2 separate regions of the Mus musculus genome follow, and region 2 is linked to region 1. Evidence: chromatin loops called from intact Hi-C (ENCODE). Cell type or tissue: heart. All regions are shown on one strand. Each heading gives the region's core, and the rest is flanking DNA. Links, peaks and the distances in the headings are about the cores only.

Evidence for each region. Hi-C counts contacts between places; a loop is a spot of excess contacts. Peaks named below come from ENCODE experiments on the same cell type or tissue, not always from the same donor. Only the 100,000 strongest peaks of a DNase experiment are listed, where the experiment ranks them.
Region 2: it touches region 1 in a loop (2.6-fold over the local background); 2 of 42 quality-filtered maps call a loop at or near these places.

What each region holds. Positions count from the first base shown.
Region 1 is chr1:171,325,581-171,332,966 of GRCm38, reverse strand. Dedd (death effector domain-containing) reads right to left here and starts at 3,822. Exons shown (of 6, transcript NM_001128609.1): 1 at 3,441-3,822; 2 at 1,682-1,714. It overlaps Gm20045 (a long non-coding RNA gene), which reads left to right and starts at 5,653. Exons shown (of 2, transcript XR_865726.1): 1 at 5,653-6,073. In heart, for the core only: no CTCF peak of the experiment used is centred there; a DNase peak (open chromatin) is centred at 3,836; H3K4me3 peaks cover 3,485 bases; H3K27ac peaks cover 3,094 bases.
Region 2 is chr1:171,110,875-171,118,260 of GRCm38, reverse strand. n-TVcac6 (a tRNA gene) reads right to left here and starts at 6,818; the gene lies at 6,746-6,818. It also overlaps a transcript of Cfap126 not described here. In heart, for the core only: no CTCF peak of the experiment used is centred there; DNase peaks (open chromatin) are centred at 4,130 and 6,260; H3K4me3 peaks cover 2,041 bases; H3K27ac peaks cover 1,707 bases.

The DNA.
Region 1 (7,386 bases), core at 1,343-6,342:
TTTCAGTGGCCAGGGAGCCCAGCCTAGACACACACTCCTAGATGAAAGATACCAGAACACCCTCCTCCAAGCAGATGAACAAGAACACATGTGTTGGTCATCTCAAATACTGCTAAATATCAAGAAGCAAGAGCCACAGTAGGCAGGGAAGGGTGGTGCACTCTCTTCAATCCCAGCACTTGGTAGGCATAGGCAGGTGGATCTCTGCGTTCAAAGCCGACCTGGTCTCCACAGTGAGACCCTACAAACCAAACCAAACCCTCCACAGCTATAAACAAATACACTGACCCACTGGATGTCCTTGCTGTAGTTCAAATACTAAAGTGCACTTTTTTTTTGTACTAGGGACCCAACATAGGGGCCTTGGGTTTAAGTGGGTAAGTGTTCCACCACGGAGCTACATCCCTAGCACAGAAAAATTCTAGATTCTGATCAATTACTGTATTTCCTGGAGGTGTAGTTCATTTTCCTTTAGTGAGGTCTGAAGTAGTAAGAGCCAACAAGAGTCTGTATGTACCTAGACAGTTTCCTCCTGATAGGTTACTCTCTACTGCGTTTCTGTGCCTACGCAGTCTAGATCCTCCCATCCAGAAATGACAATCCTAACTTGTTTTGTTTTGTTTTTTGTTTTTTCAAGACAGGGTTTCTAACTTTTTAAAGTACTTTGACTTACGGAAGCAAAGGATGTGTAAAAGAATTATCTTTAAATGAAACTGGCAGTCTAGCTTTTAAGAGGAATTACATCTATATTTTTACAAGAAAAAAGAAATACTTGACTCTCTCAGAAGCCCTTACCAGAAAGTCATGTGGAAGAACTTAAAAAAAAAAAAAATGACAACAGCCAGGTATAGTGGCATCCCTTTCATCCCCACAGTTGGGCAGCAGAGGCAGATGGATCTCTGAGTCTGAGGCCAGCCTGGTCTACATAGCAAACTATAGGCTAGCCAGGACTACAAAGTGAGATCCTGTCTTACAGAAAGGACGGACAGCTTGAACTTTGAAGCAAAAACTACCTGGGCAATCCTGAAGAGAGCTAAGGGCTCATGAAGCTCTGCCTTGCTGGCGGGACCAGGAAAGTGTAACCAAATATATTTGGAGGGCAGAATTACACAGTATGTTTTCAAAAAATCCCAAGAAGCGGGGCAGTGGTGGCGCACGCCTTTAATCCCAGCACTCGGGAGGCAGAGGCAGGCAGATTTCTGAGTTTGAGGCCAGCCTGATCTACAGAGTGAGTTCCAGGACAGCCAGAGCTACACAGAGAAACCCTGTCTTGAACCCCCCTCCCACCCAAAAAAAAAAGAAACCAAGAACTCTGAACTGCTGGGAGAGACAGTGAACTAGGGAGGGGGAGCCTTCTCACTGAAGTACCTCAGCCTCCGTCACCTTCCTGGAGAAATATCTCATACATAATGTACAAGAGCACAGCTTTCCATATGTTAAATGTTTCACTCAGAGCTGACCAGAAGGGTAGACAAAAACAAACCAAAGCTGGGACCTCGTCCCAGGACACTTAATACCCCCTTTCCCTCTGCCTATCTCTCCAGTTACCTGAGCAACGAACTCAGAGAGCGTGAACTCCTTTGCCCTAGCATCTACCTCCTTAAGCAGGTTCTACCCCAGTGCATCATACCGTTTCCATTCCATCCCATTGTGTGCAAACAAGAAAAAGTTCCAGACTTACCTTTGCAAGAAACTTAAATCCCCAGGGCTCTTCCTAGCACAAGTTTCAAAGCCAGCACAAAAACAAAAACAAAAACAAATAAGGGGGGGGGTAAAAGAGCAAAATTTCAAGCTTTATTTTGAAACTTCAAAGGTCCACAGTTAGTCAAGTGTCAGTGCCAAAAAAAAAAAAAAAAGTCATCTAAGCCTAAAGTCATTTCATTGGCTGAACTATTCCAAATTACAGAGAACTCAAACTGACCAAATCCACAATATCGTATCAGCCCCTCAAAATTTCTAGTCTCAATGGCTCATAGCAAGAAAGGTTCCAAGTCAACACTTCTGGGAATGAACCATCACCCTGATACTGTCTCGCCTTCCTCAATACCTTATTCCGTCTAGTTTCTTACAACATGAGTGGTAGGGGGACTGGAAGGGGGAAAGTTACAGCCAAAGACAGCTCTTCCTTCCCATCAGGTCACTCACGAGGCCAGACTCAAACTTCACCTCTTCCCTCAGCACACAATGAAAACAAAATGACCACTAAAGCAACATCCACTCACGTCTACACTCCGGTAGGAAACGGTGGTTTTGTTTTGTTTTGTTTTTGTTTTTTTTCCTAAATACGCATATTGACACCTCCTCCCCCTCCTACAACTTGAGGGTCAGTAAAGGTAAGCATATTTAATTAGCCTGTTACCTAGAGGCCAGTCTGTCTCTTCTATTTCCTCCTCAGGCTTCCAGAGCCTCCACCTTGGTATATAAGGCTCCAGAAAAGTCTCTTTCCCTATTCTTGTAATGCTAATTGCAAGAAAAGAAAAAAAGAAACCTAGGAAAGAGCTTTACTAATCTCCCTATTTGTAACCAGGAAAAACAAGGAAGCAAGCGGGTGTTTTGGAAAGCAAATCCGGTTGAACCCTCATTCAACCCCAATTCTCCAAACCCACATGACCATTCCTTTCTGCCCTTCCCACCCTATTAAAAGCTAAGCGCCTGGCAATTAAAATTGGCTGCAACTGATACTGCTTAACTCTGCTGCCCTTCCACAGGGGGGAAAGGGAAACCCCCAAACCCTCTATCACCCGTGCAGCTCCACTGCCCTATCTTCCCCCCTTCCTTTCAAACTTTCCTCCGGGTCTCTCACTTTCTACGTTACCCCGGCACATCGCCACTCTCTCCATCCGCCAAGCCCCGCTTCTCTTCTCCTCTTCCACCCCAATTCTCCCCTTAGGCCCTTCCGCTTCCAATTTGAACACTTTGAAAAACCTCCCTCCGGCACACGTCTCAAGTCCAATCCAACCCCCCCCCCCAACCCCCGCCACCTCCCACGTCCTCACCACGGCGCTCACGGGAGTCCAGCCCTCCCTGCAGCCACATGCCACCAGCCCCCGTCCCCTCCACACCCTCAACCTCTCCCTCCGGCTCCTACCCCTTCCCCAGCGCTGGCTCGCAGCCCCGCTCCCCACCTCGGCCTCTTTACTGCCCCTGGCCTGGGCCAGCCTGGGCCCTTGTTTACGCCCCTCCCCAGGCTCGCACTCCTGCGCCCCGACCCCTGCCCTCTCCCACAGTTGCCATCTCCCCTGCACGCCCCCCTCGGCCGCTCCCCTTCCCCCACCTCGCAGCGTCCCGTCACCTCCCTCTCCGGAGGTTCTCCGGGCTGGACGTCGCCACCGCCTCCCCCTTCCACTTTCCTTCCCCAAGCCCTTGGCGGCCCCGCCCGGCCCCGCCCCGTCCCACTCGACTCCCCCTCCCCACGCCGGCCGGCCGCCCCGCCGCCTCACTCTCGGCTCAGCCTCGGCGCCGCCATGTTGGATCCATCCGCGCCGCTCTCCGGGGCCTGCGCCTCACGGAGCCGCATCCGGGCTCCAGCCGCCGCCGCCTCCGCCGCCGCCGCCGCCGCCGCGGGCGTGGGGGAGGGGAGGGCCGGGCGGGGGTGGCTGCATCCTGCACAGCGCCTCCCGGAACCTGGCCGGTTAGTGTCGGCTTCGAGACCATAACGAGGCATGAGCGGAGGAGCCATACTAGGTGAGGGCAGCCTGGCAGCGGCATTAAGCGGGGAGTGGGTAGCTTCACGTCGGCAAGAGAGGCTGGAGACTGGCAGCCATCTTGCTTAGGGGCAAGCTGGCAACGCAGGGTTCTCCTAACGGCGGCGGCGGGGAGGTTCTAAGAAGCGGAGAGAGAACGTATTTGAAGGTGGAAGCCTTGGTGGCGCCCGAGCTGGCTGGTATCGGGCTCGAAGGCCCTCGGGAGAGAGGGGCTGGCAGCCATGATACGTAAGGGCGGAATCGGCCGGGGGTCGGACTGCCCGGTGAACTGAGGTGAAAGGTCACGATCTGGAGTTCACCTTTGCCTTGAACTTCCTGTCACTCTGACGTTCTGAAACCCGAACCTCGCAGCCGCGCTTCTCACCCTCTCTCGGAATTCATCCCTTCAGTGTTTTCCTTTTGAGCTCCCATTTTCCTATGGAAAAGTCGCCTCAGCTGACGGGTGAAGGACGGCTGAGAATTGAATTGGGGGTGGGATGGGCTCGAGTATGTTCTGGAGCTGCCGAGAGCCTGCTGTGGCTAAAGGAAGAGGTAATACAAAGGGCTTTGAGATAGGGAGCTATGACTCAAGACCTTGCAAATTTATTTTATCCTAAGGGCAGTCGAAGAGGCTTTGAAGGGTCTAAACAGAGGTGTGAACAGTTAGTTATATTTGTATTGTAGAGAGATCACAGCTTGCCAGCTCTGGGCATGTTAGTGCCAGCCTGAAGCCTGAGGCAGGAGGATTACTTGAGCCCTGGAGATGGAGACCAATTTGGACTTAATTTAAGCGAAGAAGACCGCAAGGATGTTAGAGCACTGTAGAAGAATGCGTTCTTAGCACGGTTAGGCCTGACGTTCGGTCCCTGGGGAGTGGAGCTGGGTAGGGAGAGAGATCAATTATGAAGCTAAAGAAGAGACAGTGGCGATGTGTAGGTAGGAAGGCATGTGTTGGATAAGGAAATATGAGTGTCCTGACTTGAATAACTGGGTTACGTTATTTTTAGTTTCAAGAGATCTGCGGGATATCTTTTAGGCAAGTATATATGAATTAGTGTGGTTTGAAACCAAGAAAGTTGAAAGTGTGCTTGCGCATGTCTGGATATTCTTGGAGCCATAAGAGAGAAAAATGGCCTAAAGAGGAGGATGTGTGCATTCGAGGAGTGAGATGAGGGAAGGAAGCAGAAAATAGGACAGCGAGGAGGCACAGACAGGAAGCCAGACAGAGAAAAGTATCAAGGAAACTTGTTACAAGTATCAAGAGTAAGCGATTAGGTAAGATGTGGACTAAAATGTGTGGTTCGGAATGTGGAAGAAATGAAGGTCACTAGGTAAACTTGGAGAAAGTTGTTACATAGAGGTATAGGGTAACAACCAGATCCAAGTGGAAAGATACAATGTGTAAAAAGTTTTGTGGCTACTCACACTAAGGTTTGTAATCCCAGTTTTCAAGAAGCGGGAGGATGGGATTTGAGGCAAAACTGGACCTATTTAATGAGCAACAGACCAGCCAGACCCAGTAGTAAAAAGGCAAAAGTAAAAAGCCCTTTTCTCAGTGTTTATTGGGGGGAGGGGGAGAAGTGGGGGAGCTGTCAGTAAGTTGTCGTGTGGAGGAGAATTTAAAAGAAAAAGGAAGGTTTTCACCAGTTTGTAGTAGTGCATACCTTTAATTCCAGAGGCAGAAACAGGCAGATCTCTGAGTCAAGGCCAGCCTGGTCTACAGAGTGAGTTCCAGGACAGCCAGGGCTACACAGAGAAACCCTGCCTCAAACAAGAGGGAAGAAGGAAAGAGGAAAGGAAAAGAATGAATTTGAGGTAACGTGATCCTCCCAGGTGACTGGGCTGTACATTAGCAAGACCTTTGTCAGTAGCTTATCCAAGATAGAATGACTGATAACAAGAAAACTGACATGCAGGCTGGGGGGAAATGCTCAGAGCTACACAGAAAACCTGGTTTAGGGGGCAGAGGGGTTGTTTCTTGTTTTTTAAAAACCGTAATGTTGTAGTGAAAGAGAATACTCATGGCGATTACAGTAGGAGAGACCTTTGTCTCGAAAAAAAAAATCCGTATAGAGGATTTTTGTTGTTGTTGTTGTTGTTTGGTTTGATTTTTTTTTGCTTTTGTTTTTTGAGACAACAACCAGGTCGTGATCCACCTGCCTCAGCCTCCTGAGTTCTGGGATTAAAGGCATGTGCCACTGTGTGTGTGTGTGTGTGTGTGTGTGTGTGTGTGTGTGTGTGTGTGTGTGTGTGTGTGTGTGTTTGTGTGTGTGTATTTCTGTCTTAAGAGGAACTGAAGGGCCGGGTATGGTGGCGCATGCCTTTAATCCCAGCACTTGGGAGGCAGAGGCATGTGGATCTCTGAGTTCAAGGCCAGCCTGGTCTACAGAGTGAGTTCCAGGACAGCCAGGGCTATACAGAGAAACCCTGTCTCGAAAAACCAAAAAAAAAAAAAAAGAGGAACTGAAGGGATGGCTCAGCAGTTGAGAGACTGAATTCTAGAACACTTTGGACATCAGTTCCAGTTTCAGAGGATCTGGCACTCTCCTAAGGGCCCCCGCATACATGTACACATACAAACATGCACATAAATATTTTTAAATCTAAAAGTGATCTAGCTAGGTCACTTCTGATCTCTGAAGGAATCAAACATAGTAGGGAGATCCCTCTGCATCCATGTTCATTTGTTGTAGCACTAGTCACAATATTTATGTTTTGGACTTTGCCTAATGCCCATCAACAGGTGAAGGGCTAACAGGAATGGGATTTTATTCCGTCAAAAAAAATGCAATCCTCTTGTTTGCAGGAAGATGAGTGGCACTGGAGAGTATTGTGTTTTGTAAAAGTCAGATTCAAACAAATATTTGAATATAATGTAGATTTGAATATAAATACGGCATGACGGTAGAACTTTGGTGTACAAGAGAGGAGGAGGAGGGATGAGGAGAAAACGGCCGTGAGCAAAGTACACAGTGTGCTTGTGTGACGATGTCTTGGTAAAACCCATCTTTTTTCTTTTTCAAATGTACTCAGAAACTCTGTAACCTTAACTGTCCTATAATCCGCAGCCTGGCCTTGAACTAAAAAGATCAGCCTGCCTTTGCTTATACAGTGCTGGGATTAAAGCTGTGAGGCACCACAACCAGCAGAAACCCATTAGTTTATATGATGAACGTGGCTCACACACACTCCAGAGCCATAGTCACTCATGTATGCTTCTAGAACTAAGTGTCTCTATCCTTCTCTCCAACAGTAAGTGTACCAGTTTTCAAGAGGGTTTTTCCTCACTGACACTCTTCTGTCCCCATGGGGAAGACTTTGCCTACTCTAGTTGTTTCAATTTTTTAAAATTATTTTTGGTTCATGTATCTAGCAAATATAAAGTGTTTGCCTGCATTTGTGTATGTGTGCCCCATGTGTGCCTGGAGCCTGCAGAGACGAGGTGTTAGATTCCCCGACACTGGAGTTGCAGAAGGTCATGCTGCTACAGTAGTGAAATGACCTTTAACACCTTTAATCCAAGCACTCCAGAGGCAGAGGCAGGCTGAAGCCAGTCAGGGACACTGTGAGACCTTGTCTCAAGGATGCTAGCAGCTGTCAGTAACAAAGATCTAAGGGCTTTAAAGATGACTGTGGACAGAGGTGCTTGCTGCCAAGCCTTAATGACATGAGATTGGTCACCTGAGCCAACAGCTTCAGAAAA
Region 2 (7,386 bases), core at 1,665-6,664, 220 kb after region 1:
AGAAGAAGAAGAAGAAGAAGAAGAAGAAGAAGAAGAAGAAGAAGAAGAAGAAGAAGAAGAAGAAGAAGAAGAAGAAGAAAGAACAAACTAGAATTTTTCTTCAAAACAAAACTGGCCTAGATAGTTTCGCCGAGGATGCCATTAAACCTTCTTTTTCTTTATTCTGTAAGGACCAAGGGTTGAACCCAGGTGTACATGGTGAGCAGCACTCTCTCACTGACATACATTCCCTATCCTTTTAAATCCCTTTTAGAAATTGCTTTTCTTGGACTAATAGGGTGGCTACATGAGTAAAGGCACTCGCCACCAAGCCTGACAACGTGAGTTTGATCCCCAGATCCTTATAACGGCAGGCTAGCCAGGCAACAGTGACCTAGGCCTTAACATCTTACCTAGGCCTAAACATTCCATTTAGGCCTTAATATTTGAGATTGGAATATTTGAGGTCAGCTTGGGTTACACAGTGAGACTGTCTCAATGGGACAAAGAGGATGAGTTTATTTTATATATTTTTTTTGTTGTTGATTGGAAGCAAGAAGTATATGTTTCTTTGGTAACTTTCTTTTTTAAATGCTGGGCTCAGTGGAGGAAGCCTGCAATTCTGTCTCCTCAGGAGTCTGAGGCGGGAAGATGGTAAGCTCAAGGTCTTCCAGAACTAGAGCGCGACTCCAAGGACAGCTGGGACATTAGTGAGATCTTGTCTCAAAATAAAAATATAAGATGGAGTTGAAGATGTTGCATAGTGGTGGAGTGCCTGTCTACATGTGAAAAACCAGGGTTTAATCCTTAGTTGTGTTGTGTGTGTGTGTGTGTGTGTGTGTGTGTGTGTGTGTGTACATAGGACCACTCCCTATTACTGGCTAATCTTCATTGTCAACTTGACTAAATTTAAAATCACCTAGGAGACACACTTCGAGGTGTCTGTAAAGGTCCTGTCAGGGTTAACTGTGAAGAGCAGACCTTGCATGCATGTGGATCACATGGACTGAAGGCCTATACTGAATTCAATGGAAAACGCTGCCTGCCTGCCTGCCTGCCTGCCTGCCTGCCTGCCTGTGTTCTTCTCTTCCACTTCCTGACTGAAGATTCAATGTGACCGGCCACCACACACTCCCGATACCATAACTTCCTCAGCACGGTGGACTGTACTCTTGAACTGTGAACCAAAATACACTCTTCATTTCATAAGTTGCGTTTGTCCGGTACTTTGTCACAGTGATGAGAAAAGTGACTAAGACACAAGCCTGGTGGAATCTTGTACTATTCCAGAACATTGATAGCAAGGAGCCCATCTAGCTTTAAAAAGTAAATATAAAACCAAACAGGTCCTCATATGGAGTTCCAGGACATCCAGGACTAAAGAGAGAGAGACCCTCAACAACAACAACAAAACCTAAATAAATAAACAAACAAATGACATTTAAAGAACTCCAAAAGTGGGAGACAAGTGGGAGCCCATCATGTGCCGGCTATGTACTGGGCTTTGTAGCAACACCCTATAGGGATAGCTTGTCTCTACTCCAAAATCAAAATCAGTGACACTTGAGTTAGGAAGACTTGGAGACTCAAGATTGATGATAGCTTGAGGTGCTGGAATTTTCTGGAACTGTTCATTCACGTGACTGGAAATTACACCGGTTGTAAGATATACTTCACTGGTAAATTGTCACATATTGTTTGAGATCTCTAGGGACTGGTTCTGGAGCTGAGATTGTCCATTTCCTCTATTTCAGACCCCAGCATGCTTGTCAAAGTGACCTCCAAGACCCCTTATCTGTGAATGGGCTGCCCCACCCTGATTCTGTGACAGGGGAAAACGGGACATTAACTGCATCTTATCTGAGGTTGCAGGAGCAGTCTCGTGTGGCCTCTCAGAAGATATCTTTTAAAAAAAATGAATTTTACTTAGTTATTTTGCTATCAGGGCATTTTAATTAGCATGTTCAGGATGGTGGGTTCTAAGTGTATCCCAAGACAATGAAGAGGAAGGTGTGTCACCTTGTATAATGAAACCGGTGACATTTCCTCTTTAGTCAGTTTCTCCCAAGGAGGAGATATAGGCTACGTTGCTCAAGTGAGTACACAGAAATAGCATAATAAAGGGTAATGACTGGAAGCTATTCAGTGACTTCAGTTAAGTGTCTGGTCTTACTCTTTTGAGACATCCGTACCCACCCTCAGGTTTGTAATGTGTTTCCTGCATTTTCCTAAGCTGCTCTCTATCTTTCAGTATTTGTCCTTAAATCTGTATTAAACAAGGTGGCATCTACACCTACAATGAAAACCGGTACTCAGGAGGTTAAGTGCCAGTACTTGCCGTCTCTCCGGCTCCTGAAGAACACTTCTGACAAACTTTACACAAGAAGGTTAAGAGAAAGAGAGACTAGGGAAAGAAAAAGGCATACTTAAGTGTGCGTAAGGGCTCCTCGAGGGAGAGCCATAAATGAGTATTTTCACACGAGACATATATACCTAAAGTTGTATCTCAAAAGCTTGCTTAGAAGCACAGGTTTATTGAGTGATTCTAGAGAAATCAATAGGGTTGCTCAGAGGGCATCTGGAGAAAGTCCTGGGAACACTGCCTCTTCACAAATGGAAGGGTTGTAACGCCTTAAGTAAGTGTTGCTAATTGTGCTTTGTAGTCTGATACTTTGTAGTTTCAAGAATAAAAAGGAAAGGGAGCCACATTATGGTTAGACTACTTCCTGTTCATTAGCGGTGTGGAGCTCTTTGGGGCAAGTTTAATCTTTGCCCACAGGATATCTAATTTCTTCTTGTTTCTTCTTTGCAGACAACTACTTAGCAAATACTTAATCTTTCCCGCAACACACCTTGACCAACAGCAACCAACCAACAACCCACCCCATCACTCGGGACCCTAGCATTTATAGACCCTCTGGAAAGTCCTCAAATTCCAAATGTCACACAATTGCAGAAACTATCTGCAGTTGGCAAAAAACGTGCCTCTGCTAGAGCACTAAGCAAATCAGAGTCAGCTGCTGTGGACAGAATGAAGCAGCCCCATATCCCATACGTGGGATTAAACAAAAATATATTCTTATAATATTTCTGTGGTTTTTAAATAAACCAAAATTTCAAAATTGTCACTACACTGCATTATCCTTATTATTATTATTATTATTATTATTATTATTATTAAAGATAGGTTTCTCTATGTAGTCCTGTAGACCAGGCCTTGAACTCAGGCTTGATCCACCTGTCTCAGCCTTCTGAGTGATTGCAGTGGTACACCCCGAGACACACACACACACACACACACACACACACACACACACACACACACACCCCAATCCCCTCCCACAGCTCTGGCTATCTTGGAACTCATTTTATAGACCAAGTTGGCCTCTGCCTCTCAAGTGCTGGGATTAAAGATGTCCACTGGCTCTGTAGAACAGATTTTAAGTCAGTGGTTCTCAGCCTTCCTAATACTGCAATCCTTTAATACAGTCCCTCATGCTGTGATGACCCCTAACCATCAAATTATTTTCATTGCTACTTCATAACTGTGATTTTGCTGTTATGAATAATAATATAAATGAATATCAGATATTCAGAATATCTGATATGAGACTCCTGTGAAAGGGTCATTGGATCTCCAAAGGGGTCTTGACTTACAGGTTGAAAACCACTCTAAGAAAGAATTTGTGACATTGATGTAAATGTTTGGACCTAGGTCCATCACTTAATAGAATGGGATCACAAGCAGGTCTATTCTTTTCTTGATGCATAACATTTTGATGATGGTGGTTATCTCCTAAGGTGATTACAAGGATCTGTAGCCTGCTACAAAATAATGGGAAACGAGCAATTATGATTTCAGAGTTCCCATTAGTGAATTGAAGATTCTGAAAGTTACTTAATGAAAGATAACCTTCCCAAGTTAACTGCTGAACTGTTGAGCTAGGGCGGGATTGAGGAGGGGGAGGGTTAGGCTGGAGCGACGGGAACTCTTGGAAGGAAAGGGAAAGTACCCATTTCCCTTGCGGGGTCTTTGGAGCCTCTTGGCCACAGCCCCTGCTGCAGAGAGGACCTACCCTTTCTCTGCTCCGCTCTCCTCCCGCAAGTGCGTGGCCCGGGAGAGTCACATCCGGTCCCACTGTCCAGAAATGAGCTCAACCCACAACCCCCCTTTCCGTGACTCACGCCTGAGTACCGGGAAAGCGCTACTGGGACCGTGAGACCGGGCATGAAGGCGGGGCGACCAGGAGACGAGGAGGGACAGGCTGCGTCCGGGAGAAGGAACCGGAAGCTGAGGATGGGCCGAGTGGCCTGCAAGTCCCCAGATCCGCACTTTGGTCTCATGCTGTCAAGAAACGCTTCGCAAGCCAGGCCAGCCCCAAACTTGTCTGAGAAACCACTACTACGTACCACGTCCCTCTGTTTTCGATTGGCTCCCTTCATAACCAGTGGTTGTAACCACTAATTTGCTTTCCTTCTGTTAGATGGGTTTATCTGCATAAACCGGCCTCAGTAAATCTCCCATCTCAAGGTCTGTGTTCCATGTTATGTGTATTATTTGTACATTGTACAAAACGAGGATTATTTAGGCCAAAGGTCCAGTATCAGGTGCTGCGGTGTTGTTAGTTCTCTGGAAGGGACCTCGTGGGGATAGAGGAGACATGCAGGGATATCCAGCGATCGGGAAACCAGAAGGAATTCAGGGGCCAAACTTTTTTTATTATTATTATTTTATTTATTTATTTTGTTTTTTCGAGACAGGGTTTCTCTGTGCTCAGTCTGTAGACCAGCCTGGCCTCGAATCCATCTGCCTCTGCCTCCCGAGTGCTAGGATTTAAGGTGTGTGCCACCACTGCCTGACATTTTTTTTTTTAAATAGCAACTTTATCTCAAGAAATACATTCATGATGTAGCTTACTCTGCCCTACTTTTATTTTTTATTTTTAATTTAATGTGTATGGTTGTTTTGCCTGCACGTATATGTCTTTGCACCAAACTGAGTGCCTGGTGCTAGGGAGGCCAGAAGAGGGGGTAGGATAGCTTCCCTGTGGGTGCTGACACCCTCTGGAAGGTAGCCAGTGCTCTTAAACACTAGCCCCATCAGGGCTACTTTTTAATGCTTCTAATATCTAAATACTGAGCCACACGGAGGACCAATCTTCTAGCCCACAAACGTTTGTGTGTGGGGGACACACTTTAAACCATATCCAACACAAAGTCCAATAAGAGGCAACCTAATCATGGCTGAATACGTGAATACACTGGGGGGGGGGGAGGAGGTCAAGGTCAGGGTCTGGTTAGACGTTAGTGTATGATTTATGGTGACAGTCAGATTGCAGCTCAGTCTTCATCCATCCTCAATGGAACATCGGATGATGGCCAGACTCACAGTAACAGCACAGTGCTGACTCCCTCCTGACTCCTAGTATGTGGCTTTCACTCTGTGTTCTGGAGTGTCCTGCCTCGAATTTAAGAATAGGCCATCACAGACTTGGCATTAAATAAATATTACAACAACAACAACAAGAGATTATCTATTATCTTGAGTTCAAGGCCAGTCTGGACGACAGTGTGAGAACCTGTGTTCTATATCATCCTTCACTTTTGGATGAGTGAGTTTATTAAGTATATATCGAGCAAAAGTGAGAATTATCCAGGAAGAGTAGCATATGCCTTTAAATCCCAGCACTAGGGAGGCAGAAACAAGAAGATCTCTGGGGATTTTTTTTTTAAGATTTAATTATTTCTTTTATGTATATGAGTACACTGTAGCTGTCTTCAGACACACCAGAAGAGGACATTGGTTTCCATTATAGATGGTTGTGAGCCACCATGTGGTTGCTGGGAATTGAACTCAGGATCTATAGATGAACAGTCAGTGCTTTTAACCACTGAGCCATCATCTCTCCAGCCCCATAGTGAGTCTTAAAAAAAAAAAAAAAAAAAAGGTACTATATTAGGAGTACTGGATGCCCCTCTAGAGGACTAGGTTCCCAGCACCCACATGGCAGCTCCAATGTCTTTAACTCCAGTTTCAGGAGACTCGATGTTCTCTTCTGGTCTCTGCGCACGCTAGATTGCACGTGATGCACATGCATATATGCAGGCAAAACAACCATATGCATTAAAAATAAGTTAAATAAAGGGACTAAGGAAGCGTTGTTGAGGCAGCCAAAGTTCCCAGTCCAAAGTTGGAAGCACGCTGTCCTCCTGGTGAGGTTTCCAAATGAAAGAGCAAGTGGCGTGCGCAGATACGGGCTAGGGAATGCTTGCAGAAGCAGCTACCCTGGAGCTTCCAGCGGGGAGCGCTGGCTTTCTTAGTGAATGCTAGGAGTCTGAACTTAAGTTTTCATGCTTATGAAGCAAGCATAATAATAGAGATGGGAGCTTTGTAAAACAAGATAATCACGGGGTAGCAGGCGGCGGGATAGCTCTCAGTATAGGTTATAAACTCTGGAGAGGAGGAATATGAGGCAATCCCTGCTGAAAAGATCGGAGCCCTTCTCGGGACAGAAGTATGAACTGACGACTCCACAGTGCCTTCTGGAAGAAGCTGAAGGAAGACATAAATACTTGCGGGTCTCTTTGGGAGGACCAGCTCACTGTCGACAGTCTCCCTTCGTTCGTGTAACTTTAGCTGTGCTGATCCAGCCCTCGAAATGGTCCAGGAGACGTGTAATTTGGTCAGATCCGTTTGTAGGTTCTGACTGTAAACTCTTTAGATCTTTTTATAGGATTGAAAAAACAGGTTGAAAAACAAAGTTGCTGTTTCCGCCCGGTTTCGAACCGGGGACCTTTCGCGTGTGAGGCGAACGTGATAACCACTACACTACGGAAACTGGCTGGCAAGCTGACCTATATGAGCTGCACTTGAAGTGAATTGTTTCTTTTCTGGCTCTTAAATTCTATTTAGTCAACCAACAAGCAGGTTCCTCTCTGAAGCTGTTAAATGATTCTCACGCATGGGACTTAGACGGTGCCCCCAAAGAAAACTGCCAGAAAAGTTAAGACTCCGCCGGGGACCCAGAAGCTCGGGGAAGAGCGCCAGCCAGGCTTCCGTAACCAATAGGCGCAGCTTTCCAGATCCTGCGGCGCTCCAGGAGTGCTTGGCTGATGAGTATAGGGCGCCACCTGGCGGCCAGCATGTGCTGTGCCGCGCGACGGGAGAAAAATGGAGCGAGCCAAGGCGGCCTGAAACAATGAAAAAGCACCCTGAACCTAAATGTAAAAGGCATTTCCCAGGCTTCCTCGTTACGTTTTTGTTTGTTTGTTTTTAATGAGTCAAAATGTTTATTTGTTCGTTTCTTGCATCTGAGGTACTCTTCGCTGACATCCCTGGCCGTATTATTTAACCACTGCATGCGACCGCTTTATCGGGTTTCCCACTGAGTCGGTTCTGCAGAGGCC